Linked DNA regions of Mus musculus: regions 2, 3, 4, 5, 6 and 7 are each linked to region 1. Evidence: chromatin loops called from intact Hi-C (ENCODE). Cell type or tissue: left cerebral cortex. All regions are shown on one strand. Each heading gives the region's core, and the rest is flanking DNA. Links, peaks and the distances in the headings are about the cores only. Region 1 has its middle 23 kb from the start of Gm34244. Region 2 holds the start of Mir181a-1 (microRNA 181a-1). Region 3 has its middle 100 kb from the start of Gm34306. Region 4 has its middle 120 kb from the start of Gm34306. Region 5 has its middle 29 kb from the start of Gm34306. Region 6 has its middle 6.5 kb from the start of Mir181b-1. Region 7 has its middle 180 kb from the start of Gm34306.

Evidence for each region. Hi-C counts contacts between places; a loop is a spot of excess contacts. Peaks named below come from ENCODE experiments on the same cell type or tissue, not always from the same donor. Only the 100,000 strongest peaks of a DNase experiment are listed, where the experiment ranks them.
Region 2: a loop joins it to region 1, with 2.8 times the contacts of the local background. A loop is called at or near these places in 3 of 42 quality-filtered maps.
Region 3: it touches region 1 in a loop (3-fold over the local background); 7 of 42 quality-filtered maps call a loop at or near these places.
Region 4: it touches region 1 in a loop (3-fold over the local background); 7 of 42 quality-filtered maps call a loop at or near these places.
Region 5: it touches region 1 in a loop (2.5-fold over the local background); 3 of 42 quality-filtered maps call a loop at or near these places.
Region 6: a loop joins it to region 1, with 2.8 times the contacts of the local background. A loop is called at or near these places in 3 of 42 quality-filtered maps.
Region 7: it touches region 1 in a loop (2.1-fold over the local background); 4 of 42 quality-filtered maps call a loop at or near these places.

Annotation. Positions count from the first base shown.
Region 1 is chr1:137,328,375-137,332,959 of GRCm38, reverse strand. No RefSeq gene overlaps it. Among named protein-coding and RNA genes, the nearest start is that of Gm34244, 23 kb to the left of the region's middle. In left cerebral cortex, for the core only: CTCF peaks have their summits at 813 (motif pointing left), 1,952 and 2,158 (motif pointing left); DNase peaks (open chromatin) are centred at 530, 769 and 2,157; H3K27ac peaks cover 582 bases.
Region 2 is chr1:137,963,844-137,968,428 of GRCm38, reverse strand. Mir181a-1 (microRNA 181a-1) reads right to left here and starts at 1,974; the gene lies at 1,888-1,974. Mir181b-1 (microRNA 181b-1) reads right to left here and starts at 1,790; the gene lies at 1,711-1,790. In left cerebral cortex, for the core only: no CTCF peak of the experiment used is centred there; a DNase peak (open chromatin) is centred at 2,082; H3K27ac peaks cover 652 bases.
Region 3 is chr1:137,662,670-137,667,254 of GRCm38, reverse strand. No RefSeq gene overlaps it. Among named protein-coding and RNA genes, the nearest start is that of Gm34306, 100 kb to the left of the region's middle. In left cerebral cortex, for the core only: no CTCF peak of the experiment used is centred there; DNase peaks (open chromatin) are centred at 2,115 and 2,695; H3K27ac peaks cover 1,773 bases.
Region 4 is chr1:137,647,117-137,651,701 of GRCm38, reverse strand. No RefSeq gene overlaps it. Among named protein-coding and RNA genes, the nearest start is that of Gm34306, 120 kb to the left of the region's middle. In left cerebral cortex, for the core only: no CTCF peak of the experiment used is centred there; DNase peaks (open chromatin) are centred at 855, 1,669 and 2,103.
Region 5 is chr1:137,794,537-137,799,121 of GRCm38, reverse strand. No RefSeq gene overlaps it. Among named protein-coding and RNA genes, the nearest start is that of Gm34306, 29 kb to the right of the region's middle. In left cerebral cortex, for the core only: no CTCF peak of the experiment used is centred there; a DNase peak (open chromatin) is centred at 2,126.
Region 6 is chr1:137,970,890-137,975,474 of GRCm38, reverse strand. No RefSeq gene overlaps it. Among named protein-coding and RNA genes, the nearest start is that of Mir181b-1, 6.5 kb to the right of the region's middle. In left cerebral cortex, for the core only: a CTCF peak has its summit at 2,488; DNase peaks (open chromatin) are centred at 2,382 and 3,783; H3K27ac peaks cover 1,147 bases.
Region 7 is chr1:137,581,676-137,586,260 of GRCm38, reverse strand. No RefSeq gene overlaps it. Among named protein-coding and RNA genes, the nearest start is that of Gm34306, 180 kb to the left of the region's middle. In left cerebral cortex, for the core only: no CTCF peak of the experiment used is centred there; DNase peaks (open chromatin) are centred at 1,515, 1,937 and 2,304.

The DNA.
Region 1 (4,585 bases), core at 432-4,431:
GGGATTCCCACAAACCCCTCTCTAACACGTCTGTGCAAAGGCCCAGAGCTGGCAATGGAGGTTGGAAGAGCTTTCAGTCCTAGTTCACTGTAGGAGGTAAACATTACAGGAGCATGTGAGGCTAGGACAGAGAACCAAAGAAAAGAAACAGCAGGTTTAAAAGAACATGCAAGAGGAGGACCGGGAAAATATTACAGGACAATAAATTACAGCCCACAGCCCTATCCAGATGTCGGTTCACGGTACTGCAGTAGCCACAGCATGGGGAGGTTAGAGAACCACATTTACCATGTGTGCACTGCTCTGTATTTAATGTTTAAGCTCTTTAATTCTTTGTGTCTATGAAAAGCCTCAGTCAGAAAATCCAGATGGACTATATTAATCAGAGCACATAATTTTAGTGGTAGACATGCTTATTCCCAAAGCCTGGATATATTCCTAGAGCTTTGCAGAGCCTCGTTGTCTTGAGGGAAAAAAAATACGCTTGGCTCGGCAGCATTTGTTAATTTATGTAAGAAGGAAAATGAATCACATATAAACATATGGAAATATCCAAATGCCAGGTTTTCAGTTTTTTTGTTTTTTTAGGTTAGCTCCCTGAGTCCTCATTTTCTTTCTAGCCTGGGATTGGTGGTATCGGTTTTTTAACATTAAACAGACTCCTTGTTTGGAGTGTGTGTGTGTGTGTGTGTGTTTCAGACCAAGCAAATTTCGTGTTTTCTTTGGACAGAAAACTAACAAAGGATGGGAAGTCCTTACTTTAAGACATTACAGTTAAGGGTCATGAACATTCAAGCAGGAGTTACTGCCATCCAGAGGCAGAAAGCCACGAACAGCCATATCCTATCCTAGCTCCATCGTGGAGGAAGGAAGACAAGCAAAATGTGTAGGTTGCAGCAGTTTTGGTCGTTAAATCATCCAAAAAGAAATTGGAAAATGCCAAAACTTGAATGTCACTGGGTCTCTGGTTCTCCTGTTGTCAGAAATGACAGAGTCTCTAGTCCAGCACTCTCCAGAACTGGTCACGGTTTAAAAAAAAAAAAAAAAAAAAGGAGCAGTCTGATGTCAGGCTGGCCATCTGTGCCAACTGTCCTGAGTACTGGAGTCTGTAACACATTCAAAGTGAGCTTCGCACGTGTCTTTGCACATATAGTTTTCTTATATTAAAGCTTTGATGACTGTTGCTGAGGTTAGCTGTTCTAGCAGTTGATACAGGCAGCCCATAGCCCTTCAATATAAGTCATATGCTGTATTTGCTGCCTAGTGACTGTCTAATTGGAAGTAAAGACATCCATGGTCTTTCAGACAAGAGCTTCCAAGCATGTGTGCATGAATTTTTTTTTCTTTTTTGTGGCATTAACAAGCGAAGTCCTGAAAGCTTTGGCATACCTGAGCATTGGGCAGTCATTCTAAAGGAACTAGCTCAGCGCCATGCAGGTTTGGGTGCCGTGGAAAAATAGGTCCATCTAGGTAAGAGACCACTGCACAGCAGCACTAACCACTAGGAAAGTTTCTGCAGCATCACAAAGACAGATTCTGGAAAAATATAAATATGTGTGTGATATATTTTACATGACTCACATATAAATATAGTAGTCACATATACATACACACATAAGTGGTGGTTACACATTGGTAGAAATTCCAACTTAAAAACTACATCAACTTCAATTTTTAACAACAGGCACAAGTAATTATACTTGCCACTTGCAGGTATTTTATACACTCCTGATGGATATAACTGCTTTGGAATAGGTTTTAAAACTTGGAAACACACGCATACACCATTTCTCAATGGGCAAAGCATACTTCAATTTTCTAACTGAATCCTACCCACATGAGTGCAAACATTTTGAGTCAAATAAAATGATTTAAAAATTGCAGAATAATATAGTGTTAATCATCTTCACTCTGCTTGAAGTATTTCAATGCTATTCTATCATATTTTGGGGAAGCCACTCTCAAGCATTTTAAAGGAGAGATAGAGAAGGTTCTCCCAATTTTTAATAGACTTACAAAATACGGACATGAAAGTACGAAGCCTATACTTCTCTAGCCTCCCCTACCCCCGCCCCCCTCTGTCTTAACACTGGGCTGCCCTTCTGCAGGGAACTTTCCACCAGATATCTTGCATGTTCAGGGTTACCAGTGCCCTCTGCTGGCTTTCTGCTTGAAATGAGAGAATGGAGGGAAAGACAGAGATAGACAGACAGACAGGCAGACAGATGAGAGAGACAGAAAAAGATGGACAGAGAGACAGACAGAGAGACAGAAACAGACAGAGTCAGAGACAAAACAAACAGACAGGAGGCCCTTCTGGTCCTGGAAACTGGCACTAAAGAACTAAACAAGAATGGAAGACTTACCTTCACTAATCTTATTTTCTTGTTTCGTTGTCATCTTAAACTTCTGCCAGAGATCCATTGTGGAACCGTTTGTTCCAAGGGGTTCTCACTCACTGCTAATTCAGCATCAGGAAAAGAATATTAGGCTGGGATGAAGGGGCAAATGAATGCAGATTTGGGGACATAGTCACTCATTTTACAGATGCATAAACCACTTACAAGAGGCCCAGGCAGAAGTCGGTTCTCCATCCACCCTAACCTGTTAATGGGTTCGGCAAGGAAGAGCGGCAGTAAGTGCAAGGGTGAGAGGCTGCGATGGAGACTGGCAGTCCTTGCTCACTGTGGGCATTGTTTGGAAGTTTAGCACACAGGTGTGTTGCAAATCCTGTCACTTAGCTCTTTTCCTGCTGTCAGTGTCACTTTTCACTGGGCTCCTGTCCACTTGCCCTGACTCTCGTTTGTCTCCTTTGAAGAAACTCTCCAAAGAGCAGTCAGGGTGATTCTTCTTTTTCATAATGGATTTACTTTTATTTTATGTACGCTGGTATTTTACCTGCATGTATGTCTATGTGGGGGTATTGGATCCCCTGGACCTAGAGTTGTAGACAGTTGTAAACTACCATGTGGGTGCTGAGAATTGAACCTGGTTCCTCTGGAGGGGCAGTCAGTTAAATGCTCTTAACCACAAAGTCATCTCTCCAGCACCAGGTGATTTCTTCTCGAGTTGCATTCAGATTAAACCTCACCCCAAGCCGAGTAGTCTCCCAACATGTTTAGAATACAACCCAGTCTGATTTGCTCCGAAATTCCTCAGAACCAACATTAGTGACCAGTACAAACTAGGTATCTGGTAATTTATTTTAATAAAGAATGAACAGATGAAAGTCATATAAGACTATACTAAGATATTATCACGCAATCTAAAAATAAAAAATAAAGCAGATACTGAACTTGAAGTAGTGATTATCACTGGTTGCTGGCCAATAAGTCTAGGCTAGCTTTCTGGATCTCATTTGTCACATAGACTGAATAATGGCTGTGGGCTTTAATGGTTAGTGATTTGAGGCCTCGAGGTCTACCACCTAAACACACATACACACACACACACACACACACACACACACACACACACACGCACACCAATGTGTGTGCATGCAAGTGTGTGCGCACGCACACACACTCCTCAGATATGTGTCTATCTTATCCTAAGTTATTTTCTAGTGAAACTGCACAAGTCAAGCAAGATTGCTAAGTAATACTGACATGGAGCTTTTGATATGTAACAGTACTGTGCTAAGCATTGACACGTTTTGAGAATTGAATGTATGACCAGCAACTAACACTCCATACAACCTTACTTAATTTGAAGATGAGAGGAAGAAAACAAAGCCACCTAGCCAGTAAGTGACACATTGTGATTCACACATCTACCATCTGATTTCATCACCCAGAACTACCCTGTAGAGTCCTCACGAATACCAGGTGTTCCCTGGCTTTACCTAACTAGTTTCTACCCTAAACTAGGGATGAAAAAATTGTCCCTTAGTCACAAAGGAGACAGTAATAAGTGACCTGCCCCAGCCCCAGCCTTCTGCCAGGCCTTTAGTGTCTGGTAGAAAGAAAGCAAAGGAAGGAGATTGTGTTTGTACAAACAAAAGTGCATCTTACAAAACAGAAAATTAGCAGCGGAAATATCAATTGCTGAGAGGGAGGGGGTTGAAAGGTTGTCTCACCTGAGGTAAAACACGACTTGGCTGCTGAACTAATGACGACATCAATGACAAGAAACACAGACGTGTTCAGAGAGAAAAGCCACCCAGCACTCCAGTGGTCGCTGTGAAACACTAGCCACGCAGAGAACAGAGAGGTAAGGCACTTTACCTTTTGGTTTTAGATTCCAATTTATTATTCTTCTTGGAGCAAAGAAAAAACAAAGATCGATTTTCCTAAAAATCTACACTAGGTAAATGATTTAAATATAATATAGGCTCAGAAAACGAAGACGAATTGTAAAGGATGACAGGATGACTATCAGCCACGGAAAGTGTCTGAGCCCCCTTGTTATCTTCCATACCATAAGATCAGCTCTGAGGAATAGAATATCTATCTAAGGGTAGACATGCCCCATTAGCACAACCCATCCCTCGCTCCAGAGCCTGCATCTCGTTCACACTCGCTTCTAAACTTACTCCAAGGTGTTTTCTTTGGGTACAATCACCTGACAGAATTACTTCCTAATA
Region 2 (4,585 bases), core at 153-4,152, 640 kb before region 1:
ATATTCTGACATTATGGATGTTTTCATAGGTATACACACACACACACACACATATATATATACACATATATGTATACACACACATATACCTATATATCTACATATCTCCATTACCTTAGCATATATACGAATACACACACACACACATACACACACAAATACACATATGAAATGAAATACTATCCAGGCTTAGAAAAGTTTATCAACAAATATATACCTGGATGAATTTATAATCAATGAAATAGAGGCCAGTGCCGCAGGATCCACTTAAATATGGAACTTAAAGGGAATGATTTTATGGAAGAAGAGTAGGAAGTTTGCTACCAGGGGTGGAATAATACTGGTGATTTGGTTTCACCAAGACCAGCTTCCATTAAAAAAAAATCTGCACAATTGGGAGAGAGCAATGTTTCAAGATGTCAAATTGTGGGCTGAAGAGAAGTAATGAGAGAACACACAAATAGAGACTCTTCTGCAGGTTACTAATTAAGTGACGTTTCCAAACTCATAGCTTTTTAAGATAGAAAAAAGAAGGGGGCTGTTCAGTGAATGAAGCAGGAATAGAAACTTTTTTTTGAACTTCTTGTTTTTTGTTGAGATTAGAGCCTTGTCATACGTTAAATGGAACGAAACAGACGGTGGGAGAAAGGAGTTATGATAGATAGAGATGCCCCAAGCAAGGCAGGCACTTGTGAACTAACTACGTAAAATACTGTGGGAATGAATATTCTGAACACTAGAGCAAGGTCCCAGGAATGGATTTCTGTAGTGGGAGTTGAATGTATATCATAATAAACTGATCAAGAGAGAGAAAGGACAATATGTTTGATAGATTTTTTCCCAACGAATTAAAATCTATTAGGTACCATGTACTAGGTACCATGTACACACTGTATGCTGAACATCCTGTTATAAATATTAACTCCAACCACTGTACTTACTATTGGAGGTGATGAACCTTAATGACAGATGTTCTTTTTGAAATTATAGAGCCAAACTAGTTAGGAAACACACACACACACACACACACACACACACACACACACACACACACACACTTGCTTGAAGACAGTCCCTGGAATCAAGTCTACCATTTCAGAAGAAAGTAGAGGGTAAATAAAGATGATGAACTATAATCTTAAATCTGAGGTCTCTCTGGGGAAACAAATCTATTGCATGATTATAATGAGCCCCTGGATAACAAAGTACTTGGCTATTGAGGTACTATCCCTCTGCCTACCAATTCCATAGAGAGTAGAGCCATTTCAGCGATTCTTTATGCAGAGCAAAAGAATTCCCTCTTGCTTCAAGCCCATTTTGACCAAGAAATCTAATGAAAGATGAGGGGATGGTTATTTTCTGTGTAACAATGTGACGGATAACGGGGCAGGAAGTAAGATATTTCTTTGGTTCTTCCTCCCACCAGCACAGCAGAGCAGGAAGCCGTGCCAACCCAGGGCTACACAGTTGATTCTGGGCATCCAACACTTTAGCATTTTTAAGAAATGCCCCATTTGTAACCCCCAGGAGTATAGAAAAGCAGTATTCTTATATAAATTAGTGACTTCCTCACAGAAATAGGACTTGATATGAATTGAATAAACAAACCTGAAAGTTCAGACAGCAGAAGTTAAACCGAGAAACGGCGTTAATACCCCCAGGACCTCTATTAGGGAGGGAACGTCTGTTGATTGCGACAGCAAAAAGCGGGGCCACAGTTGCATTCATTGTTCAGTGAGCTTTTCTACACAGTTCAACCCACCGACAGCAATGAATGTTGATTGTGACCTTTGTAAACATAGTCTCTGAAGAGGCGGGGAGAATCCTGTCGGGTCCTGCTTTGCGGTTCTGTCTTCAGCAAACGCAGAGGGCCATGGAGTAGATGATGGTTAGCTATAGGGTACAATCAACGGTCGATGGTTTTTATTTGAATTCCAAACTCACCGACAGCGTTGAATGTTCACTGAAGCAACCTGTGAGGCAGAGATGTGCTGATTTAAACAGTATCTGTGGGAGTCTGGAGCAGGAGGGAGGCAGAGGAAAGCCCAATCCTTTAACCAAACCTGTCACACATTTTAAACCATTTCAAAAGAGTACAGAAGAAAAGAAGCAGGATTCCTCCAGCCCAGAGCTTGGCAAACCTCCACTTTGTGCTGTGTCAAAGAAAAGAATCGGATTTTTTTTTTTCAAAAGGGAAGAAAAGTCCTTTTGGGGGGAGCTTAGTTACAGGCTGTTAAAGACAGGGAGAATTTATCATTCAACAAAATTGGAACTATCAAAAAGCAAAACAAATAGTATCTAAGTATCTCATAATTTAAATATTGGTATGTATATAATAAGAACTGCAAGGACGCATGTAGGTCATGCAGAATCAAGCAGAAACCACTTAGGTTTTCTCAAGTTACATTGCTAACAATTTTGAACTTCTATGTTTACAATGTGCATGGAATAAGCATTTATTTTACAATAGGCATTTTAATTAGTATAATTTCTTTTAAACATACTTATTTTTAAAACAATCAAGGAATCAAACCAATTTAGCACATCTTTCTTTGCTTATGACACAAGACTTTAAACTACAATGAAAATTAATACAACCTATGCCTACTGCCTGAAATTCAACTCCTCTCACTTTGGTTATTATATCCTAATATTGTTATTTGTTTTGATTGAGTGGATCTGGCAGTAACTTCTATCCATTTCCTAGGTGTTCTTGAAATGAAGTGCATTTACAAGTTAGTATGAACTCTATTGAGCATGTCTTCAAAACTGATTTCAAATATCAACTTAAACAAAAATCCCTTTGTACTCCTCAAAACTAGGGTAGAAAGTTACTACATTATACTTATGTAGACTCTTAAGTGGCTTTAATAAGTATATATATATATATATATATATATATATATATATATATATATATATGTGTGTGTGTGTGTGTGTGTGTGTGTGTGTGTGTGTGTGTGTGTGTGTAACTATTAATAAAATATTGGTGAACCATTCAGTCCAAATTTTTATACATATTCATTTTATTTACTTAGAATATTGTATGCTAAACCTGTAATCATTTATTATCTTGTACACGAAGAGATTACAGGACAAGTGTCTCTGGCTGGTATTTTGAGGTAGATAAGGTAACGATCTGCTGATGGCATGCATTCAGACTTCAGATAGTTACAAGACATAAAACTGATGAATCTGAATAGTCCTGTGTGGCTTCCTTTGAGATAGCTTTCCTGCAGAGGGCTGTCTCTTGTGGAAGGAAAGCAAGTCTTCCTGGGACCATCTGTGTTATCAGTTTCACCAGAATGCATGTTGCTCATGTTCCCTTGCTTGACCACTGCACTATCATATTCAGGCCAGCATCCCATTGCTTCTATACATACCTGTCATTGCTTTTGATATCATTTTTTCAAGGCTGCTGAGCTGAGACTCTAAGCCATGATCATTGCCTTATCTCAATATACAAAATTGGAACTACGATCAAGCAATTTCCATCCGAATCACAATTAATAGCAAAGCACCGCAATGTGAGGGGTTTCCAGAACCTTCTAAAATTCTCTGTAGAAAATATAAGTCCAAATTTCTCAAATTCTTAGAATAAAATTACGGAGAATACTATCATGAAGTTCTTAGGAGATTGAAAGTGATTGGTGTTTAGTAAGAAATTAGATTAAACATCACATCACTGACATATTTTAACTCCTATTTATCCAATGAAACATGTACTTTTCTCATGGCTATAGTTTTTGATGAGAAAAACCTCTCAATAACTTAAACTCACTCTCCATGAGGAAAAGCACCTCTGCTCTTGCTGCACCTGCCTCACAGTAAGAGAATAACTTCAGGACGGTATTCTACAGGGGAAAGATGTCTACTTGCTGATTTAGCTTACCTTTCCTCGGCTTTCTACAATGCTGGTTCCAATCACTATTTTACTAGCTAACCTTGTCTGCACTGTTATTTTCCAAATTTGATAATTGGCTGGAATATTAATGTTGGACAGTATTGAAATTTTACATTTTCTGTCAGGTGTCGAGTCTTATTTGACTATTTTTAGAAAATGTTAAGATTCCAGGATTCTAAATTGGTGTTAACCATCTGCTTCCTTGCAGTTTTTCCTGAATCAAGAGCCACCAGAAATATGTCATTTGTGTGCACGTAGGCAACCATTCTCCCTTCATAATTTTTGGAAGGTCTTCTGGACAGGTTAAAACTGACTTGCACCATTGCCAAATTTACTTTAGCTTTTATTTCTCCTCCCGGGGCTTTGGAAGCATTAAGAAGTTCAGCTTTGCTTAAGGTTAGCGGGTCATAAATAAACCAAAGCAATTTCTTTGCTTTGAGCAAGAGGGTCAGAGAATACATGAAATATCACTTTTAAGCAAAGCAAACTTTAACATGAATTGACAGAGGAGCATGAAAAAGAAGCACAGTGCGCCTCAGTAAAAGGCCACAGGGATTCGGGATGCTGGGCTTGTCTGTTTTAGAAATAGACTGTATATCTTGTTTGATGACCTGTATTTAATTTAAGTGACTGCCTCTGCCAGTCCTTTCCAGAGGGCAAGTGTGTGAAATAGAGCATCTC
Region 3 (4,585 bases), core at 241-4,240, 330 kb before region 1:
ACACCATTGCATACACTAGCAAGATTTTGCTGAAAGGACCCAGATATAGCTGTCTCTTGTGAGACTATGCTGGGGCCTAGCAAACACAGAAGTGGATGCTCACAGTCAGCTATTGGATGGATCACAGGGCCCCCAATGGAGGAGCTAGAGAAAGTAACCAAGGAGCTAAAGAGTTCTGCAACTCTATAGGTGGAACAACAATATGAACTAACCAGTACCCCCTAGAGCTTGTGTCTCTAGCTGCTTATGTATCAGAAGATGGCCTAGTCGGCCATCATTGGAAAGAGAGGCCCATTGGTCTTGCAAACTTAAGATGCTTCAGTACATGGGAACGCCAGAGCCAAGAAGTGGAAGTGGGTGGGTAGGGGAGTGGGGGGGAGGGTATGGGGGACTTTTGGGATAGCATTGGAAATGTAAATGAGGAAAATACCTAATAAAAAAAATTTTTAAAATAGAGTAATTCATTTGTGTACAGATTTTCCTCAAAGTTACTAATAAGCTCAGAAAAATTTGATAGAATGTGGATGAACTATATATCAAAATCCAAGATACTACTTAATATCCATTGGGAAGGCTACAGTAAAAAAAAAATACAGACAATGAATCAGAACGTTTTGCAGAATTAATAGGACTTCAAAATAGTGTGGCCATTTGGGAAAACCATTTGGTAAAGTGTTATGCATGACATTGTCACATTTGACTTCTCCAGAGTCACATAAATAAGAGACATAGAAAATATATCTACACTAAATATATACATAAATATCTATGTCATAGTTGGCAGAGAACAACCAATGTAGCTACCTAGATGCTTAGCAACTGAAAATTTTATATACAGTGAATATGTTTATCCATAAAGTTAAAACATATGGAACATCAAGTCAGAAAAGAGAACACTGAACATTGAAGCTCATTCTCTGCTTTTCATTCCACTCAAGACCACGGCCCAGGGAAATATGCTGCCTACATTTAGGGAAGATTTTTCTCAGGACAGTCAACCTAAGCTAGAAACTCCCTCACAGACCCACATGGGCTTTGTTTCCTAGAATATTCTAGAGTCTGTCAAGTCAACAATATTAACGATCACAGAGAGTGATTCAAGATCATTTTTTTTTATGCTTACTATATTTTAAACATTTATCTAAAAGTAAATTGTCTAGAGAATCTAAATGAAGAAGACTCCTAGAGTTGGTAGATGAAAATTATGTATCTGAGTGAGCAACCAATATGGCAAGCATTTTTCAAGTGAAAAATTTTATAAAAATTACTTTCCTTTAGTTTAAAGTCCAGAATCAAACTTTTCTTGGAACCTACCTCTTGGTTACGGCCTAGTCACCAATTTCTAAGTCGCCGATGTCTACATAGAAGGTTTTGGATCTATGTGTAACAGCTCATGCCCGCCTAGGTTTCCATTTCTTGCCCTTCCTAGATCACCTTCAACTTGAGACAATGAATGGGAAACATAGACAAGACTGTTTGCTAGTGCTTGTGAGCAATGATTGATCTGGAGTTAGGAATGCCTCCTGCAGAGTAATGCCATACTTTGCAGAGACTTCTGGGGTTTCACGCTGGAAACAGGAATCTGAAAACTAGAGTGTTCTCTATTTCCAGATTTTTTAATAAAGGGATTGTGATAGAACATAACTTTATCTTTGTACATCAGTTGGTTTGGCTTACCCAAACTAAAGCATTTCTACATTCTTAAATTTAGAACTAGGTTCCTACAGTTTGAAGAGCTCTTTCAGTCAGTAGAATGTAAAATTCATACACAGGAGTAAATATGAATCAATAGAACAGCCCATTGCCTTGTGTGAATTTCAATGGGTACAATTTATGATAGTCACAGGGAGCAATAGCAATCTCATCCTCCTGATTGAATACTATAGATTCCACATGCTAGACACGGCCTCTTGGCAAAGGGAGCCTGGAGACATTCCCATGAAAGAAAAGAAAGAAAGAAAATATGGGGGTGGGAGTACAAGCATGATCTCATGGAGATGAAGAATGAGGCTGCGTTTATAAGTAAAATGACCTCCTAAGTTTCACAAAAACATAGACACACTCTATTTTCCTTTCCAACGAGTATGGGAAGCACTTCCTGCCCAGGTCTCTGAAGCACTGTTATGGAATTTTCCTTTTGAAGCTTAAAGACCCAAATTTTCCAGCAGGAAGATCCCTTTGAAGTCATGCTCTGAGAAGTGTCAAAACATATGGGGAACAACCAAAACCATGGGAAAAAAAACCTCTTAAAGTGTAGAAAACCCTTTTCTAAAAGAATGGCTGGAGAGACACTGGGATCCCAGTATGGCAAATGTTGCTGGTGTCTGTTGTTTTGTTTTGATTTGGGGGAGGGAAGAGGACTTAGAAAATCTGAGATACTTTTCCTCTTAACAAAAACCAAATTAGTGATTCCATTTGCTCCAGTTTAGACATAAGCATTTTCAGATCTATGCTCTCCGTTACTTAAAATAACCTTACACTCTGAAGACTGAATTTCTGGAAGTGTTTAAATTTTTATCCACTTCTATAGATTCCAGATTTGATTTTACACATTATTATATGCACAATTCCCCCAGGTACTCTAGAAAATTAAAATAGCATAGAAAATTAATACCCATTAAAATTAGTTGGAGCCTGAATAGGGTAGAATGGTATGTGTGACTGGTGGCTGAGTGGGTGGGAAAGATGTTCCCAAGAATGTGGAGGGCCTGTAAGATCTGCTTTCATAAAAGCATTTATAAAAATCACATTCTTACTTTTTCCTACTAAATCTATTAATGACTTGGGGTAGACCCATCTGGTTGTTCCCCTTACAAATTGGAGATAATTGAGTGAAAACTTCAGAAGACTGAGAAAAAAGTGTATGGTTTATAGGCTCTGAGGCTTGCTGAGTGTTTTCATTTATTCATCTTATGGACATCTGAAATTCAAACTATACCAAAAATACTGTATTCTATTTAACTTCTTATCTTACTCCCTAATCTTTCCTCTCTAGTCTTTTCCCCTATATATGCTATAATGTCCCTCAAATTAGCAAGTGTGGAAACTTGTGTTCATGCGTCCTCTCTCACACACTACTTTCCTGCTGGTCAGATTTAACAGGTTTGATTTCTGTGACTGTTTCCCATGCAAATCCAGCTGTATTTCATTGCCAGAATTACATATGTCTCAGAATATCCAAACTTTCTGCAGTTAGTTCATTTTTGATATGTGTTTTTCCTTCCAAATACACATCACCAGGTTCTTGCTTTAAAAAGAAAAAGATAAGGGAAGCCAGATAGCAACTCACTCTTGAAATCTCAGTCCTTGAGAGGCTGAGACAGGAGAAGTGCAATGGGATTGTAGGAAGCCTGGGCTATAATACAGTATGGTCAAGGCCATTCTGGCTGCAGAATAAGACTATCTCATTAAAGAACATAACAAGATCATAACGTTTGAACACATTGTTTCATTTAAAACTCAATGCTTTTCATCATCTAGATATGGCCAGCATTCATTGTCATTCCTTTGTCATGTTCATACCACAACATTTGACCCTCTTAGAACCATTCTTTTATTTCTGTGTATGTATGTTTGGCCATGTTCATCTCTGAGTCTGTTTGTCTCTCAGAAAAATGCTATGCTTTAAAAGAGATGTATGGTGAAATTTTTAAAGTTCAAGTAAGAAAATACTCACCAACTGTAGCTTTTACACTGTGCACAACTATCATCACCAATGCCAAGGAACTAGAATAAAAGTATAAGTGTAGACTTGGTGGATTCTGGGTGGATGGTAATATGTTAAATTAACTTCTCTGAATCCTAACAGGTTTTCCTTCGAAGTGGTAAAATGACTGTAGCTCTCATCATTATGGCATAGCATGACCATTATTTAGGCAGAAAATGTCACATTTCTCCAGCATTTCTGGATTACTCCCTGACTGACTGCATCACATACTCCGCCTAAGGAAAAAGAAATAACCATGGCTGGCCTCAACAAACAGGAATATTATCATCCCTGGGAGTATCATAACTGATAATTAAGACAAGAAAAACTTCTATTCTTCTTGATGAATAAGAAGTAGCTATGAATACATAAATAGATGTTTATTGTATCTGTGGGATTAGAATGAATATGGGAAGATAGTTAAGAAAATGGTGTCTAGAAAGGCTTTGAAGGGAAAGATAGGAGGATCAAGGTCTGTGAGAATTTGCCTCTTGGTCAGAAGGTTGAGTTCATAAACACTTGACATTGCATTGCATTGAAAACAACAGAAATCTCATTAGTAACTAGAGTACAGCGCCTATTAGTACAGTCTTCCATAATTTCCAACAGAAATGCTACCTGCCTTTGAAAAGCATCTCTTGTCTCCTCTAACGTACATTGACTACATCCTACTACTCTTGGATAAATATTATTATTTAATATACACTGTTTTTTGTTATAATTATATCTAATTCCTATGGGGCCTTATAATATATTCCTTAAACAACAGAGCAGTAGGATCACTCTTTTAGACCCTTTAATGATCTGCCAGTTAAGAGACACTTAAATGCTTATAGAATAAAATTAAAATACAAGCACACATGCTTATTGTGTTAGTCA
Region 4 (4,585 bases), core at 286-4,285, 320 kb before region 1:
GGAGGGGAGGGGAGGGGAGGGGAGGGGAGGGGAGGGGAGGGGAGGAGAGGAGAGGAGAGGAGAGGAGAGGAGAGGAGAGGAGAGGAGAGGAGAGGAGAGGAGAGGAGAGGAGAGGAGAGGAGAGGAAAAGAAAAGAAAAGAAAAGAAAAGAAAAGAAAAGAAAAGAAAAGAAAAGAAAAGGGACATAAAAGTTACTACAAAATAAAGAATGATAGGCCAAGAGCTATATATTTTAAAATATAACAACAGAAGCAATGTAGGTACAATGTGCTGCTGTTTAAGAGACAAATTTATAATTGTTAACATACATCTCATTTTAGTTTGAATACATAAATTAGAATAAGAGATAAAGAATGATTTAGATTTTATTTACATCACCATAGGAGCTAACCCTCTCTCAAGTGCATGGGACACAGTAAGGATGTCCCATGTTTTTTAAATTTCAGCATGGTTAGATTTCTTTTTGATCTCATGAAATTATCTACACAAGAAGTACTTTGCTGGGGATTTAATGGACTGAGGGGGGGTTCACTTCCATTGGTAATTAAAATAAGCTGGTTGAGGAGAAGGTTGGACATCCAGAGGAAATATGTATGGAATAACTATTTTAATGAAACAATGAAAGAAAACCTTCTGATCTAGTCTCAAACTAAATTTGAGACTAACTTATTTCACATACTGGTATGATTTAGACCAATGTGAAATATTAACACATACCTACTACTTTAAGGATCAGTGCAAACACTAGTATCTCCCACATGACCTTTCTCACCTTCCCTCAGACAGGGATCCATCCAACGTGGAGGAGAAGCCTGAACAGAAGGCTCAAGAAGCCACAGTAGCTAGGAAACAGGCAAATGTGGGCACATTTCTGGAGCACATTTACATGTGGATACCGAAATGCCAAGGTCCAGGCAGCAAAAGCATCTATTTTGTATTCAGAGAAAATGAGAGACATTTAAGTAAAATAAAATTAGAGTTGAAGTAAGACAAATTGGACACGTACAGACTTAGCAAATGACCTGTCTCCACTTCATAGCTTCTTTAATTAATGATAAGAAAAATTGAAAGGTTGAGACATCTGAGCTTCCTTAAAATACTAATGTGCCCTTACTGCTTTTCCTGACCTCTTTGTGAACAGGTTAGTAAGAGACATTTAACCTTTTAGGATAATCTACAGACTACATATTTCTAGAACGCATTTGGATACTCTGCTAATATTATCTCATGCAAGTTTTAAAACTCTTTAAGGAAAAATGTTTTTTAAAAAAAAGAATTTTGACCAAGAGCCTATGACTGCATGTAAAACAATGTGGCATCTCAGAGAATGCATTTGATCTTGCTGAAGCTGTGTGGGAGCCGGCACCACCTCCTACCAGCTGCTGTGCAGACTCCAGGTGCTTCCTTTCAGGACCCCCACCCCCCACCCCGACCAGAGGAACCAGGATATTGGTGGAGAAAAAAAGTTCTTTGGCACAGCAAAAGGAAGCTGGACATGAGGAAATACACAAAACCAGTATGTTAACTCTCTGGGTCTTATCAGCTCCCTGAAAACAGACTCTTCATTTAGCCCAGGCTTCTGCAAAAGTCCAAATACCTACTGTCCCATCTTAGAAACTCAGAATGGAATGACTCCTCAGGGCTTTACTAGGCTCCTGTTGCTTAACATCCCACTCTCTAGACACATTCACTACTCAGTTCTTTCTGAGTATAGACTCTGTTTTTAGGCTTGTCACATGCTTCCTACATTTTTGCTCTGTATCTGACATCCTCCCCAAATCCAAATCCAGTCTTAGAATCTATACAAGACTGTCTCTGACACTTAGGTCAAATTAACTGCTTAGTTCTTGGTGTATTGTTTATCATAACATTAGCAGTATTTTACTACAAATAGATCTGTCTGACCTGGACAGACATCGAGAAGGGAAGGGTAGTATATTTTGCATTCTCTAACCCTCTATGTTTAGCAGTTGTTTATCAACACTTAAAAATCCCATTGTTTACAGGTGGAAAACATTCAAAACATAATGAAATCAGTGTGCTAAACAGAGTTACATGAGCATCTATACCACATGCTTCCTTAGAATCTGAGAATCTATGCTTTTTCGGATCTGCCAGCTAGAAGGTTTGGTTACATACACTGCGGTGGGTGGCCCAGGATGTAGAATCTCATAGTTGTTAAGCTGTAGACATCGACTTAGGAAGAATTCCTCTGTTTAACCACAATTTGGTACTTTGTAGCACATAAAAGATAACAAAGAAAATGTATCATAAATAAATAATTATATTTTTTTCTACTTATATTATCACAGAATTTGGATTTCTGCAACACTGCTCAGTGGTTAACTTGCAAGCTTACTGTGTCTGCCTGTCCTAGGCTGTAGGCCCTATGACAAATCACACAAAGAGCCTGGCTCTCTGCTTGTGCTGGTGAGCTGCAGGTAGCAATCACTTTAATGGTGCTACGGTATATTTTAAAGTACTCTATTTGAGTGAAGTACAACTTGAAGCAAAGATATATGATTACTGGCTGAAGCCTTTATAAAAAAAAATCACAGCATGCTTTGGCATGGAGAAAAAGACAAGGTCTGTGTCATTTTTGTCTGAGATATAATCAGTATTTTCAGCCATGAAGAATAAACCTTTCATTTTGGTTTCATGGTAGTTCTTATATAGACCAAACCACATCGTTGAAGGGGGTTGGGGAGTCTCCCTTACCCTAAACTGTCTACCATAACTAATTCCTTCAAAGTCATTGGTTAAAAAAAAAAAGAAAAAGAAAAAAAGAAAAAAGAAAAGAGGAAAAAGAAAAAAATTGACATACATTCTGACTTTGGTTTTTGGCTTAACATTATACTGAGTTCCCTGAATATATTTAATTAAAACCTTCATACAAAAATCTCATGAAACCGATTTCTGGAGCCCTGTAATCGGGGTTACTTGTAGGAGTCATTACCTTCCTGCAAACAGGACGTCTGTCCCTGGAAAACTAGTCTGTGTCCTCATTTTATCACCACTCGAGCACATGCCATGCTCAGCGTTGCTCCAGTTCCAGCTGCAAGGGCTCCTGGTTTACTGGGACTCTTCCTCACACTGTAACATAGCTATTAACTGCTCAACTAAAATGCCTCTCAGTAGGTGGAAAACAAATGATTAATCAAATGTGGCTCATTGTACTGACAAACTAAGCACACGTAACTAGAAAGACTTGGTCCAAATGTGAGGACTACACATAAGCAGAGCTTGTCGGTGAAAATGGCTGACCATGGGCTCCTTCACACCCATGGACTGTTTCAGATGACGAGCTGTTTCAGCACCCGACTTGGAAGCTGAGTTTCTGAATTGTCTGCTATCATGGTCTTTGTTCTTTCTACTTCCTGGCAATTTGGTATCCATGGAGAATCATCATTATAGCATGGTACCGCAGTTCCATTGGACCGGGGTGTGTTAAGGAAAAGGCTGGAAAGCAGCACTTTCTGTATCAACCAATGGCGAATTGATCCATTCTATAATCACCGACTCTGTGCTTGGCACTGCTCATGTGATGAAGCTCACATCCTGTTCCTGGAGATCAGCAAGATATGCTGGCTCTGTTCTTCCATAAGAACAGAGGGATGACCTAAGAAGGAAATTGGGTGGCTTTACCTTATTAGTAATGATAGAAAATTAGTAATGATAGAAATTAGTAATGACAATATCTGAATGATTTTCTATCATTACTAATAATACTAATTGGCTATATATCATATACCCAATTACACTCACTGAGGTAAACGTAACTTATACTGTTCCACCAGGTACCCAAATATTTCTTCAGCAGAAGATGACCTTGGTGACAAGTAGCCACGGGCAAAAATATCTGATTCTTGTTTAGTTGATTTGTGATGTATAAATATATGCAGGAGTTTAAGAGGCCATAGTGTACAATTTTCTCTTAAATAAGCTATTAAAAAGAATGAATTTATGAAATTCCTAGGCAAATGAATGGACCTGGAGGGCATCATCCTGAGCGAGGTAACCCAATCACAAAGGAATTCACACAATTCGTATTCACTGATAAGTGGATACTAGCCCAAAACTTAGTATACCCAAGATATAAGATACAATTTGCCAAATGCATGAAACTCTAGAAGAATGAAGACCAAAGTGTGGACACTGTGCCCCTTTCTTAGAATTGAGAACAAAACACCCATGGAAGGAGTTACAGAGACAAAGTTTGGAGCTGAGACAAACGGATGGACCATCTAGAGACTGCCTTATCTAGGGATCCACCCCATAATCAGCTTCCAAACGCTTACATCACTGCATACACTAGCAAGATTTTGCTGAAAGGACCCAGATATAGCTGTCTCTTGTGAGACTAGGCAGGGGCCTAGCAAACACATAAGTGGATGCTCACAGTCAGCTATTGGATGGATTACAGGGCCCCCAATGGAGGAGCTAGAGAAAGTATCCAAGGAGCCAAAGAGATCTGCAACCCTGTAGGTGCAACAACATTATGAACTAACCAGTACCCTGGAGCTCTTGACTCTAGCTACATATGTATCAAAAGATGGCCTAGTCGGCCATCACTGGAAAGAGAGGC
Region 5 (4,585 bases), core at 205-4,204, 470 kb before region 1:
GTTTCCACTTACTATAAAACGTTTTTCTTAGTTTCCCCTGAGGTGTAAATGGCTCTTTCATCTATACTAGATGAGGAAGGAAGTGTAAAGGTGCTTTGTGGAGGAAGTGAGCCATAGGCCTTAAGATCATGGTAACTGATGTGTAATGTGTTCTATATCATATTATGCAATGGAATACTTGTGAAGAGATGTCTATCACATTACTAGCAGACACTGTTCATTAGAAAACACATGTAACCTACACATTTTTTTTTGTGTGTAGCATGTGGTTGTGATGTCATTGTTGCTTTTAATCGCGGCAGTGATGATTATGATGGTAAATCCAAGACTCCAACTGGTTAAACTACATCTCCAGGAAGAAGTACTTGATGAAATACTCTTTAAAGATAGGTCCATAATGAACTGAATTTTAATAGATTAGTCAAGAACTTTGAATACTAGCCTTTAATAATGCAAGGTGAGTGTGACTATGGGAGGAATTCTAACTTCAGAGGCATATAATAAGGGTTCCCATTGACTATGCATCTCTATAAAATAGTAATTCTGAACCATCTATGTGACTGAGGTACGTGCTGCCAAGGTCCTGTGAGTAGAGAAAAGCATATAATTCCTATATCAGATCAAATCATACATTTTTCATTTGGAATGCTTTAAAAATGGATTAAACAGAAGAATTAAAGTTTATCTTGTCAAAGTATTTAATGATAAATCACACAAAGATTGGAACTTGATATTCAGAATACCAAAATATTTCCTGAACACCCATATCAATGTGACAATAATGAAATAGTTTATATCATACTGGGGATAAGATTGAGACTAACCAGAGAAGTGTATGAACAAGGGGTCTGCCCTGGTTTCTCATAGGCCTTGGTGCTGACTCATGAACCATGGCTCCAGATGCCCCTGTATTCTGGTGAGGGTATCTTGACTGAGCACAACAGGCACAGACATGATAGTAAGCAAGAGTCACCGAGTCTTATGATGTCAATTGCATGAATACTATTAGTTCTTTTAAGAAAAATAGCCATTGAAGTAAGCAGAGCAACACTCATCTGTAGACACTCATTATTTTTAATGACATTATAATCATTGTGCAGTGAGGACCTCAGTATAAAGCAAGATTGAGCTCAGAACACTTAAATTATTCATTTCTGTGTCTGGTGAACTGTCCAGAGTTTCTCCAGAAAGCCCACAGGTACCTATAAACGCTTCTTGAAGACTGCTTTTGATTTCTCATTAAAAGGGCATTACTGTTGAAAAAGTCTTCCTGAAGATAGAACCTAAAGATACAACCTTAAGCACACACAATCTTCTGTGGCAGTCACTGAGACACAGACCAGAGCATCTGTGTTTCCGTGGCGTGATGAGATGACTTGGGAAATTGGCTTCTATAGACTTTGACTTATATCATTATTTGTCATGATTATTCTGAACCACAGATAAAAATTCATGAAGTGCTATGTATGATAAGTATAATATGTGAAATATACCTAATTAATTTGCTAGTAGAAAGGAAATAAAATTATGAACCAGACTTTGTATTACTTCTCACCCCAAATTCATATGGTGCCTCTTTTATGAAATCTACTTTAGTAAATATTTATGAACCAAATGGACATTTTGCCAAATTCCTATATCTCTTAGCTAGAGATTCTTCCAGCTTTTATAAGAATGCTGATGTTACATACTGCAAAACATTTACACAAAAATGATTCCTTTCTTGAGGAATTAAAATTAGGAATTTAAATTCCTGTTTGAAAAAAGTACCTTGTTTCATGAGTATTTTGATTGGAAAAAATAGTGTCTATTCATGTCATCAGCTTTCTATGTGTCTCTTCTTTGTGATTTAAATGTAATCAATTTTGTTTATATATATTTTTTTCATCAAACATAAAAACACTGAAACATAGCAAAACATATATTATAATAAAATTGTCTGTAGGATGTCATGGCAGATACATCTAAAATATTGAAAACATTTAAAATATTATAAATGAGTACAGAAAGACAAAGAAAATAAGCAGAAACTGGTGTGGCCTTTCAATGAATGTCCCAGTTGCTAAATTTGGAAAGCCATTTTCCTACGTACCATGCATGAGTAGGATGAAGGAGATCCCAAGCAGAGCTCTGCAAGTCTCCCACAGTCCATTTCTGAATGGCATGTGGAGAAGGCTGTACCATGCATGGATGTCTTGGCTTCTTTATCTGAATTTCCTTTCCCTGGACTACATCAGAGGCTCAAACTTCAGGAACCATTGCTGCATTGGTACTTGCTGATGTAATGGACTAGTTAGGGACATTGGCCTAACAGAACTCATTCATTTCTTGCTCTTTTGAGAGTTCATCACCGGCCATTATGCTGCTATGTCTTCAAGGACCCAGATTTTCAATTCTCTTTCTTTGAAAATATTAATGGAATCCTCCACAGCTCCTGAGGAATGCACAAGGAAAACACTTGGCAGAGCATGCAGGTGTTGAGAGTTTAGATCTGGAAAGAGGTACACGGATCCTTTCCCACTCCACAGGTCCACAGATCCTGTGTGCGGAGGATAAAGACTGAGATGAGTCTGTGGGTGGGCCTGAGAAAGGAAAAAGCTTCCTGGTACCGAGAACCATAATTCTCATTCACAACTGCAAATATTTCCAAATAGAACTGTGTTTTCAGTAAAACTACCCAAACTTCACACTGCAGGAGTTCTGTTAATATTTGTGTGTCACTTTCAAGCCTAGAAAAGACAACAGAAGAGTAAAGAGGACATGTAAAAACTGCTTAGAGGCAGACAATTGCTGTTGTTCTCTCTATAACAAAATAAACTATGGTGGTAAGTCATTAGGGAAAAGGAATAGTAAGGATACTGTAGGGGAGATTCCTAAAGGTTGATGGCTATGGAGAATTGTAACGCATTTTATAAATATGCTCTTAACTATTCATGTACATGAGTAACAGTGTGTAAGTCTACATATCTTCCCAGGGGTTGTATCCCATCTTATCCTCAGAAAAGCATGGTGGTGTTCTCCAGATGAGAAAGCAGCAGTGGAATGAGTTTCAACTCCCACTCAAAAGAGGCTCTTTATTCCCTTCCATCCTGGCACCCCCAAGTCTAATACTTCTCCTTGACTTCTTTCTTCCTTTTTGTCTGTGAAAGAAAAACTGTGTCCTCTGAAGACATCCTCCCAGGATTCAAACAACAGCCAGAGGTTCTTAAAAGGACTCGTGGGCAGTTGGAATCTTAAAGGCAGGTAGAGGCAATAAAGATGTCTTGTGGTTTAGGTTTCATGTCTCATCTTTGCTTCCCCCAGGCCATGGTGACCATAGGGGATTCAGAAAATTTCCCAGACATCTGGACAGCTAGAAACAGTTAGAGAGAATGTTATCAAGTAGATTAACTCAACAGTCATCTACTGTACACAATCCCATTGCCTAATGAATGGAATAGCTAATGCTAAAGTGAGACAATTTGCTTTCACAAAGTGCCATCTACTTACTCTTTGGTACCTATAACTTTCCTGGCAGATTGCTCAAACTTACATGTATCATAAGTTGGCCTGTAAAAACAATAAGGTATTTGAACATTTGATATGGCTTAAATAAACCCTTCAAGGGACATAAAATGGATTTATTCTATTTTTCTCCCTTGAAATAGCAAATGTAAGGATGTAACTGAAGCATAATTCAAGGCAAGGGAAAAGAACTCTACTAATAATCATTCATTTGTGCAAGTATTGTCATAGAGATGATGTCAAGAGAAGTTATCAATGGCAGACAGGACAGTAAATACAAATATCTCTCTTAGATCACTACTATTGCATTGTTACCCTGCTGATATGACTATAAACTTAATGCCATATATAACACTAGCCTATTGTAAATAGTAACACAGAAAACAATATCTGGCCTATATATTCCACAATCTAGTGAAAATAATTTTACAGTTCATTTATTTTAAGATAATTGTAAGTTAGCTATCAAATTCACCATTTAAACCTACTTGTCACATTTTATTTTTTTGTAGACTGGATGACTATTCTATTTCTATACCATTAAACTTAACTATTAGAAGCTATTAGAAATATATCACATTTAGTAACTAAATATTGATAGGTTGTTACAAATGTTATCCTTGTAATAGTGACATGCTAGTAATTATAAAGTAGCATGGTTCATTTTAGTTTGCTTGAGTTTCATTTCTATTATTTTAGTTTATTCTTTGACAAATGTGTACACCTATGTAATGCATGTTTATCATTACACATACATCACACACACACACACACACACACACACACACACACACACACCACCTCTCTTAACCGTCTTACCACTTTGGATCTTTTTCCCTTTCTAACAAGTACCCTTTGTATTTTTATGTCTTTAAAAAATACTGAGGTTAATTAGGGTCGCTTGCTTATATGAGTATGGGTGTACAATTATTCACCAGTGGCTACTCAACTGAAGAAAAATGACTTTCCCACCTCCTAGCAGCCATTAACTGCTAACAACCTCTCAGTCAGCCATGGGGCTTCAGAAACCTATACATCATCCAAGCAGGAAAGTTGAAGGGCTCAGTCCTGTACAGATCTC
Region 6 (4,585 bases), core at 266-4,265, 640 kb before region 1:
CACTCACTGTTCAATTTCTGTGAAGCCATGTGAGGACTGCTTAGGTTGATTTAATAGGCCATATTCTTCTTAAGTTCTCCACCCCCTCTGATTTCTACATTCCTCCATCACCCTCTCCTGGGGGGGGTTCCCTGATCTCTGAGGTGAAGGACACAATAGAGAACTCCAATTTAGACTCTCTCCCTCTCCCTCTCCCTCTCTCTTTCTCTCTCTCTCTCTCTCTCTCTCTCTCTCTCTCTCTCTCTCTCTCTCTCTCTCTCTCTCTCTCTCTCTCTTGTATCTGGCCATGGGTCTCTGCATCTATTCCCATCAGCTGCCACAGGAGGCTTCTCTGGTGAATAATAAACAAACAGTACGTCAATCTACCCATCTATGAGTATAGCAGAATATCATTAGGAATCATTTCATTGATTGATTGAATTCTTCCTTCCTTCCTTCCTTCCTTCCTTCCTTCCTTCCTTCCTTCCTTCCTTCCTTCCTTCCTTCCTTCCTTCCTTCCTTTCTTTCTTTCTTTCTTTCTTTCTTTCTTTCTTTCTTTCTTTTTTTTTGGCAGCCATATTTGGCTATACACTAGGTCTCTGGCCTATCTAGTCTCCTATCCCTGTCCATCCGGACAGCATAGAGCATGGTCTACCTTTATGGGCTGGCTACTCCGACAAGTTCTACACCACAATTGCCCCAGCACATCTTGCAGGCAAGATAGATTGTAGGTGAAAGTTTTAGTGGCTGGGTAGGTTTCCATTTTATTTTTCTTTTCATAGCCTACAGAGTACCTTCTTATGTCAAAAAGATTAGACTATAGAGGTTTGTCTACTCTTGAATGGGACATGGGGTAGCCCACCTCCACAGGGAACTCTGTTCCAGCCACCACACTAACTTCTTTCATTTTCTTGAATTATTATTTTTCCCAGTACTAGGTGCCTGTACCTGTTATTTTCTCAAGCTTGGATGCTTTCTGTATTAGTCTCCTGACCCCAAACAGTTAACATTTTAGCTTCTCTTCTTCATCTGCAGAAAGAAAATATTACAGTAGACCAGCTTGGGCCATCTTAAGACTAACTCTAAACAGTGGAGCTGTTAAAGGATTTTGGCCCTAGAATCTTTTTGGCATATCACACCTTAACTCCATCTAAATTAATGCTCTTCACCAACTAACAATTGTATCATTTTTATTTTTCAGCATGAAAAGATCTTGGACTTATTCTTTCTGTCACTGTAAAGGAGGTTTTAGTCTTTTTTACATTACTAATAATATTCCTGTCTATATTAAACATGTTTCATTTTTTCCCATGAGTTTTTGGCAGGGGTATGTGTTCCTTTGCTGTGCACATTGATCAAACTCAGCTACACTTTGACTTTTTCTTCTTTCTCGAAGTTTCCACTGGTCTCCTTTTCATTCTCTAGCCCTTTCTTTTGAAGTCCTCTAATTACAGAAGTGTGGTTGAGATCTTCATCTGTAAGTAGAGTTCAGGTTCTAAGAGATAATGAGTATGTCTGCTCTCACTCTGATGTACCCCAGCACTTAGCTGTACAAGTAAATGCAGGGCTTCCTGGGGCATGCTTTTGAAACAATCGAGTAGATAACTGTTGATTTCATGACCTCAAATTCAAAACCAAGAAAGTGCATGTATACATACTTCTTTAATTTTCAGTGTTTTAAGACTTTGATTTTAGGCAATGGTTGATTTTTTTTTCTACATAATAAAGGAGGATACATCTTCCCCCTGTAGTAGGCTGTGTTTACCAGTTGTGAAAGCCATCTAATAGTCCGGAGAAAGGCGATTTCACCACCCTTGCCTTCTGACATTACAACAACATGCCTGAGCAGCTGTGCAGCACCAGAGCTGCCACAGAAATTCTTCTCTGAAAAGGTGATCATGTTACACCCCAGAGCCTGGGATCTGATTACTCTTGCTATAGAAGCCTGGAAAGCTACAAATGTCATTAGTGGCCATTAAATTACTTGGCTTGGCTTTCAAAGACTATCTCTGATGTTTGCCTCTGTGATCTCTCATGGCTGTAAACGCTATAAATTGGGGATGTATTTTCACAGGGATTCATATTCTTTGAAAGATTCTATGCATTTTTTTTGTCCTTCTGCAATGAAATCAGAGGCTGCACTTAAGAATTCAAATGGAGAAGCAAATCTTGGAATTAAGTCTGTGTGAGTATTGGCATGCTCAGACCCTCTTCTGAACCCACCCACTACTCCCTTCTGTTTTACCATGTTCAAGCACTTTCATTCTACATCTAATTTTAATGTGCAAACCATCTCATTCCCTGCAATTATAAAGCATGTGTTAGCACTTAAGCAGCTGGAGGGGGTTGCCTAAGGTAAGAGGATTGATAACATAGACCAGGCATCTTAAAAATGGCTTTGTGTGATCTGGCACTGCTAGCTAAGACTTTATGTTCATGGTTCCAAGCTGTCTGTCCGGGACTTAGAGAAATTCAGGCAGTGAACACACGGGGCTATTTTATTCCTGTTACTTGGTGTTGATATTTCAGGATATTTTTGCATAGCAAATGTCTAGTTAAGGAAGTCTGAAGGTATTCACAATCTGCTTTCTTAAAGGAGCTGGAAAAGGGAATAAATTTGTCTAAGGTTGATGGCGAAGTGATTGGAAAATATGACTAAGATCTAACAAAACTGTACCACGTTCTGACAGCATTGCAGAAAGCAAACAGATTTGTGAAAATGCAGATTTCACTGCTACTTCACCAGTGCCTCTTCTCATTACATCTTCAAGATTAAGAAAAAAAAATCAGCTTATGTCTACACGTTATCCTTACCTTAAGGATAAGGGGTAAGAATTCACATTTAAAGTCAGTACCTTGGATAAAAATAACCACGAGAATCCAAAGTAATCTTAGAAAATTCTTTAAACATCTGTAAACTTTAAACGACTCAGAATTACAATAAGTGCCCCAGATTTTCCATCTGTTTTACATACATCAAGTTTTCCAGGCCTAACCTAATTGTATTTTAATGTAAGCAGTAAAACCAAATAGGGATATTCTGTAGGTACACCATTTGCTTTCTGATCCTGAGACAATCCTACCTACATTGCTAGCATCTCAGCAGCTGACAGTGTCATAACTGGTGATTTTTAAAAATCGTGATTCCTTCCGTTTTTCCTCTTTTTTTTTTCTTCTTCTAATGATGGATTTTGGAGGCAACAATAGGTTCTTAGATTTGACTAAGTAGTGCAGTTAGATCCAACAATATGATCAGCAGGTGAGGGCATTTGCCACCAAACCCGATGATCTGAGTTTGATCCCCTGGTACTCATATGGTTAAAGGAAGGAAAAGACTCCAGCGCGTCTTCCTCTGACCTTCATATGTGAGCCGTGGCAGGCAGAGACACATGCACACATATATGAACACACTCACAACAAAGAAACTTTAAAAAAAATAAGCAGAGTAGTTAAATTCACATATAATAAATACAAACATAAACACTAGGGTCCAATAATTTAGAAACATTATGTGTGCCATAGATATAGATAGATATAGATATAGATATAGATATAGATATAGATATAGATATAGATGATGTAGATATAAATGATATAGATATAGATGATATAGATATAGATGATATAGACATAGATACAGATACAGATATAGATCTTCCCAAGACATCCACAACTTAGTTTTGACTCACAGCCTGTGGCTGAAAGTATTGAGTTATATGAGTTAGTTATTCATTTATAGACACTGCTGTGGGAACAGAATGGAGGATGGGGGGAGAGCGGCAAAAGAGACATATCACCAATTCCAGGAATCAGACATGGGAGACCAACATCAGGGTGCAGATCTGAATTTATTGCAGAGCACATACATTTGTATACAGTGCTTAGCCGATCCCTAGGCATAAATTCTTGGCCAATCATATCTTGTCACACTGTCATTTTGCTCCAATGAGAACTCTGCCTGCTGAGGTTACTCAGAAGCAGCAGGGTAGAGGGGAGCATTGTCACTTGTTATGCTTTCCACTAAGATAGGGGAAGCAGCCACCACCTTCACCTTAGTTCCTTTTTGGTGTCTCACTGATGTTCAAGGAGCCATCTAAGATCTAATTCAGTATACAGAAGCTCATGACTCTGAGGAGTCCCAGGAGACTCTGGCAGCTTGCTCTCCATTCTACTCTTCCCATCACAAGGTTAACCTCCACTGCTTTCGCTAAGTAGACATGTTTTTGACTTACTTATTCATCCAAAATGTATTACATATATTACACATCTACTATAAGCTTGACATGTCTTTTGTATCAAGTTTAGAGCAGAAGAAAGAAAGAAAGAAAGAAAGAAAGAAAGAAAGAAAGAAAGAAAGAAAGAAAGAAAGAAAGGAAGGAAGGAAGGAAGGAAGGAAGGAAGGAAGGAAGGAAGGAAGGAAGGAAGGAAACCAGGAAGTAAAGCCCTCTAACTTGTGCAGATTAAGTTAATTTATGAGTAAGCAAGACCAAATATTTTTTGCTTTTAATATTTTATTAAATGTTTTGGAATTCGGTACAATGTATTTTGATCAAATTAACTCCCAATTCCTCCTGTAAGACCTTCTCCAAATTCATGGTCTCTTTTG
Region 7 (4,585 bases), core at 282-4,281, 250 kb before region 1:
ATTAATTAGCTCGAATTTAGCAATTATTTCATAATGTATACATGAACAGACATTGATTTCAATTTCATATGTAAACAATATTGCAAGAAACCTGATTGTAAAAATAAACCAACCAACTCTATCTGGTGGCACAATCCCTTAATACCAGTAGCAGGAGGCGCAAGCAGGGAGGTCTCTGGGAATTCAAGGGCAGCCTGGTCTACATAGCAAAAGCCAAAGCTATATAGTGAGACATTGTCTCAAAGACCAAATAAATAAGCCTGGGAGTTAAGAGAGCTTGCGGCTCTTGCAGAGGACTCAAGCTTGGTTCCTAACATGCACGTGGTAGCTCACAGCTATCAGTAACTTAAATTTTAGAAAACCAACATCCTTCTCTGTGGGCTCCTGCATGCATGTTGTACACATACATAATTTCACACACACACACACACACACACACACACACACACACACACTAAAATAATATGTTTAACTTGTTAAAATGCAAAAACAAAAAGAGAAACAAAGCAAACACGTTGCTGACATCAGTGTTTGAATGTTAACAATAGGCTCTGCTCTGGCTGACTAGAATAGCTCTGGCTATCGGAAGCTCCTTGAGGACCCGATTGTAAAATTTTTCTTTAGAGAAAAAAAATTCATTGTACCTGAATAAGTTATGAATGAATTTCAAGCCCCACTGGAACTTTCTGTTTTGTTGCACCCTTGGTCATTTCAGATTCTATTCTAATGATCGTTACACTCTCCCCTGGAAAAATTGTCATCACATCTGACGTGGATCATTTATCTATTACAAAAACAAAATGCAAACTAATCAAGAATTAGTTAGCAATTATTTCACGATGTATAAGTGTATCAAAACATTGTCATTTTATATATCTTAAGAAAGCTTTTTTAAAGGAAAAGAAAGACAGAGAAAGGGAGCACAGAGAGAGAGAGAGAGAGAGAGAGAGAGAGAGAGTGTGTCAGATATAGACACACATGGAGACCTACAGAGAGAGAGAGAAGCAGAGTCAGATACACAGACAGACACATACACACACACACACACACACACACACACACACACACACACACACACAACCTTTACATGGAAAATAAATTATTTGATATAGGCTCCTTCCTCTAAGAATATGTAAAACTCTTATTGTAATCTTATCGTCGAAACATAACTGTGCTTGGAAACAAGGACTGTAAAGCAATAGCAAAGGTGATCTGAGGTCATGGGCATCCACTACGATGGGAATCCTTGTGAGAAGAGGAGATTTAGACATAGAAACACGCCAAGGAAAGAACACATGGACATGCAGAGAGAAGTCCAAGTTCAAGTCCAGAAACCAGCATAGCCAACAGCTTGATCCCAATCAGATCTGTGAGAAAATAAATACCTACTGTGCCCCCTGACCGGGAAACCTAGTCACAGCTGCCCTCAAAACGAACACAGCCATTATCAGATCCAAGTGGCAAATGAGCCCTTTGTCTGCTTTGACTCGCTTGCCTTAATGATTTAGTTAAATAACTTTTCCTCTTGGTCTAAATTATGTCTTGTGTAGAATTTGACTACGTTTGATCTTTGTGCTGCTTAAGCCAAAACAACTTCATTTTTGTTAATATTCCACGTGTCATTCTTATATAAGACTCCACTCGAAAATGGTAACTTCGGTTGCTGAAGATGATTTTTTTAAAGCCATTGAACTAAGAATCCTTTGAAAACATAGCCAAATTGTACCTATCCACTCGCCGGCCATCTGCTCTGCCTTCACTGTCACGTGATAATGGTCCACCATCGGCTGTGAAGCGGGCAACACAGACGGAGTGTGTGTGGGGCACTCGACAGCTACCTTAGCTACTTGGGTCTTACAACCACGTATCACTTAATTTGGAGTCTGCTAAGAGGTATTTTGTATGGGTAAATGAATGGAGGTTTGACTCTGCAGAAGTCCTTCCTATCCTCATGACTAATTCAAGACAAATCTGTAGGCAGCTCTCTTTTACATGCTTTTTATACTCAAAAAACGAAATGGGTAAGGCAAGCTGTACAGGCGGCTGTACACTTGTGAATATGTGTTTAGGTTTTAGATTTACTGACATAAAAAGAAAATTCACAGTCAACCCCACCCTCTGTAATCTCTCTGAAGTCTCAGGCTGTGAAAAAAAATCAAATAAATATTAGTACACTTTTGAATCTCGGTAAGTTTCCATGTGGCAAAGAAGCGTTTTGGTTTTTTTGTTTTCTTAATGAACTGTTTTTAAATGCATTTGCCAAGTGGGTCTCATGAAATAGGCGTGGGATCAGCTCTGAGTAGCCACTGTGTACAAAGACGGAGAGGAGATGGGTATAGATGCGCCCAGCAGACAGGATGGATACATAAACAGGGAAGTACCTTATCCTGGGAATTGGGAGCAGTGAGGTAAGGAGATTGTGCAACTGCGGGGCGGCGAGGATGACAGGACTTTTGGGCAACTGGTATTATTTTTTATTCCCAAATCTGAGCTAAGGAGTCTTTTTTTATTTTTTTGTTTAAGATTTATTTGTTTTGTGTGTATGAGTACACTGTAGTTGTCAGAAGAGAAGAGGGCACTGGATCCCATTACAGATGGCAGTGAGCCACCATGTGGTTGCTGGGAATTGAACTCAGGACCTCTGGAAGAGCAGCCAGTGCTCTAAACTGCTGAGCCATCTCTCCAGCCGCAAATGGTGTTTTGACATTTGACTCCAGAACTGTTTGAACTACTTATGAGAGAGAGAGAGAGAGAGAGAGAGAGAGAGAGAGAGAGAGGAGAGAGAGAGAGAGAGAGAATACATACATTAGGTCAAAGAAATGGCTCAGCCAGCAATGACACTTTCCACAAAGCCTCATTTCTATCCGAGACCCACAGGGTGAAAGAAGGGAGCTGGCTCCTGCAAGTTGTCTTCTGACCTTTGTACATGAGTCATAGCATTTGTCTTCCAGAAGCACGAAACCTTTAACCATCCTCCTTGAATACTTTTGATTTTCACAAGGTGAAGGCTGTGGTGGATAGAGTCTCACTCCCAGGGCACATTTGCTGAGTCCAGGTGCAGATCAGGACTTTTCTCTTTCACCTTTATAGCGCCATTGTCGTTACACCTTGGTTGCATATTGGACCTTGCCTGTGCTCTTCTCCTTGGAGAAGCTCTCATTTCAATACTGTTCTCCTGCACATTGGAAGTCTCCATCCTGGATGAGAACAAATGGAAACCAGGCCACTGCATGCATCCTCTTCTGTCTCAAATTTTTTACTGCCAAAGAAATTGTCCTGTCACTCAAGGTATAGGGACAAAGGAAGAGTACTTAGAGATTTTTGCCAAGACGTTCGATGAGTGGTGCCTAATCCAGTTGCTGACAGAGTCCTTCTTCCCCTGTGAATCCTCGTGAGCTGAGCCTCTACTGGCCCCATTTCTTTTGGTATTCTTGTCTGCTAGGCTTTAGCAGAATGGCCCATCAAGATCTGCTTTCGGCATTCAAGAGCTTTTCAAGCTCAGAGTGCCAAATTTTCACATTGCTTCTGTAAACTAGATACAAAGGTCTAAGCCAACATGGTTAGGTCAGGCTGACCATAGCACTATTCCCACTCGTGGTGGCAGTTTTCAGTCCTTAGTTGTGATCCCTGCTATCATGATAAAATGCTCTGAGGAAAGAAACTTAAAGAAGAAAGGAATTGGTGCTGGTCCCTTTTATGAAGGCTCCTCCTGATCGGGATGATCACTCACGGGCATCATTGGAAGCTTTTCTTCTAGACCAAATCAAGTCGAAAACCAGTATAAACCACTGCCTATGACAATATACTAAACTTGATCTAGAACAATGAATACCTAGATTCAAGAGGAAATTCAATAAACAAAATTACCCTGAAAAATCTTCCTTAAAATACATTCCCCCAAAAGAAAGGTGATTCGGAGTAATTTAAAGATGTAATTTGACTCCAGACATTAAGAACTGCCAAGATCCAGGCAGACATTTCTAGTAGTCATTCAAGAGATGTTTTTATTAATTAACACATACAAATATTTACTTTGAAAATTTTCCCAATCTTTCAAACTGCTAGAGAACATATACAAACATGTAGAGACAATCTCAACATGACTCAATTTTTTTTTTTGGAAGAAAACAGCAGTTACTGATAGAGTTTGTGTCAAAAAGTGTACTATTCTTGTCTTAGTGTTTTATTGTTGTAAAGAGATGCTATGACCATGTCAACTCTTATGAAGAAAACATTTAATTGGGGCTGGCTTACAGTTTCAGAGGTTTAGTCCATTATCATCATGACAGGAGAGATGACAGTCTGCAGGCAGACACGGTGCTGAAGAAGCCAAGAGTTCTATATCATGATGTGTATCACACCAGGTATAAGTTGAGCATAGAAGACTTCAAAGCCCACTCCCACAGTGGCACACTTCCTCCAACCCCTACTTCAATAAGGCCACACCTCCTAATAGTGCCACTCCCTATGGGCCAAGCATTCAAACACATGAGTCTACGGGGACCAGACCTATTCAAACCAGCACACTTCCCAACACACTCATTCGGACCATTGCACATGGAACTAGGAGTCTCAGGGATCTTTA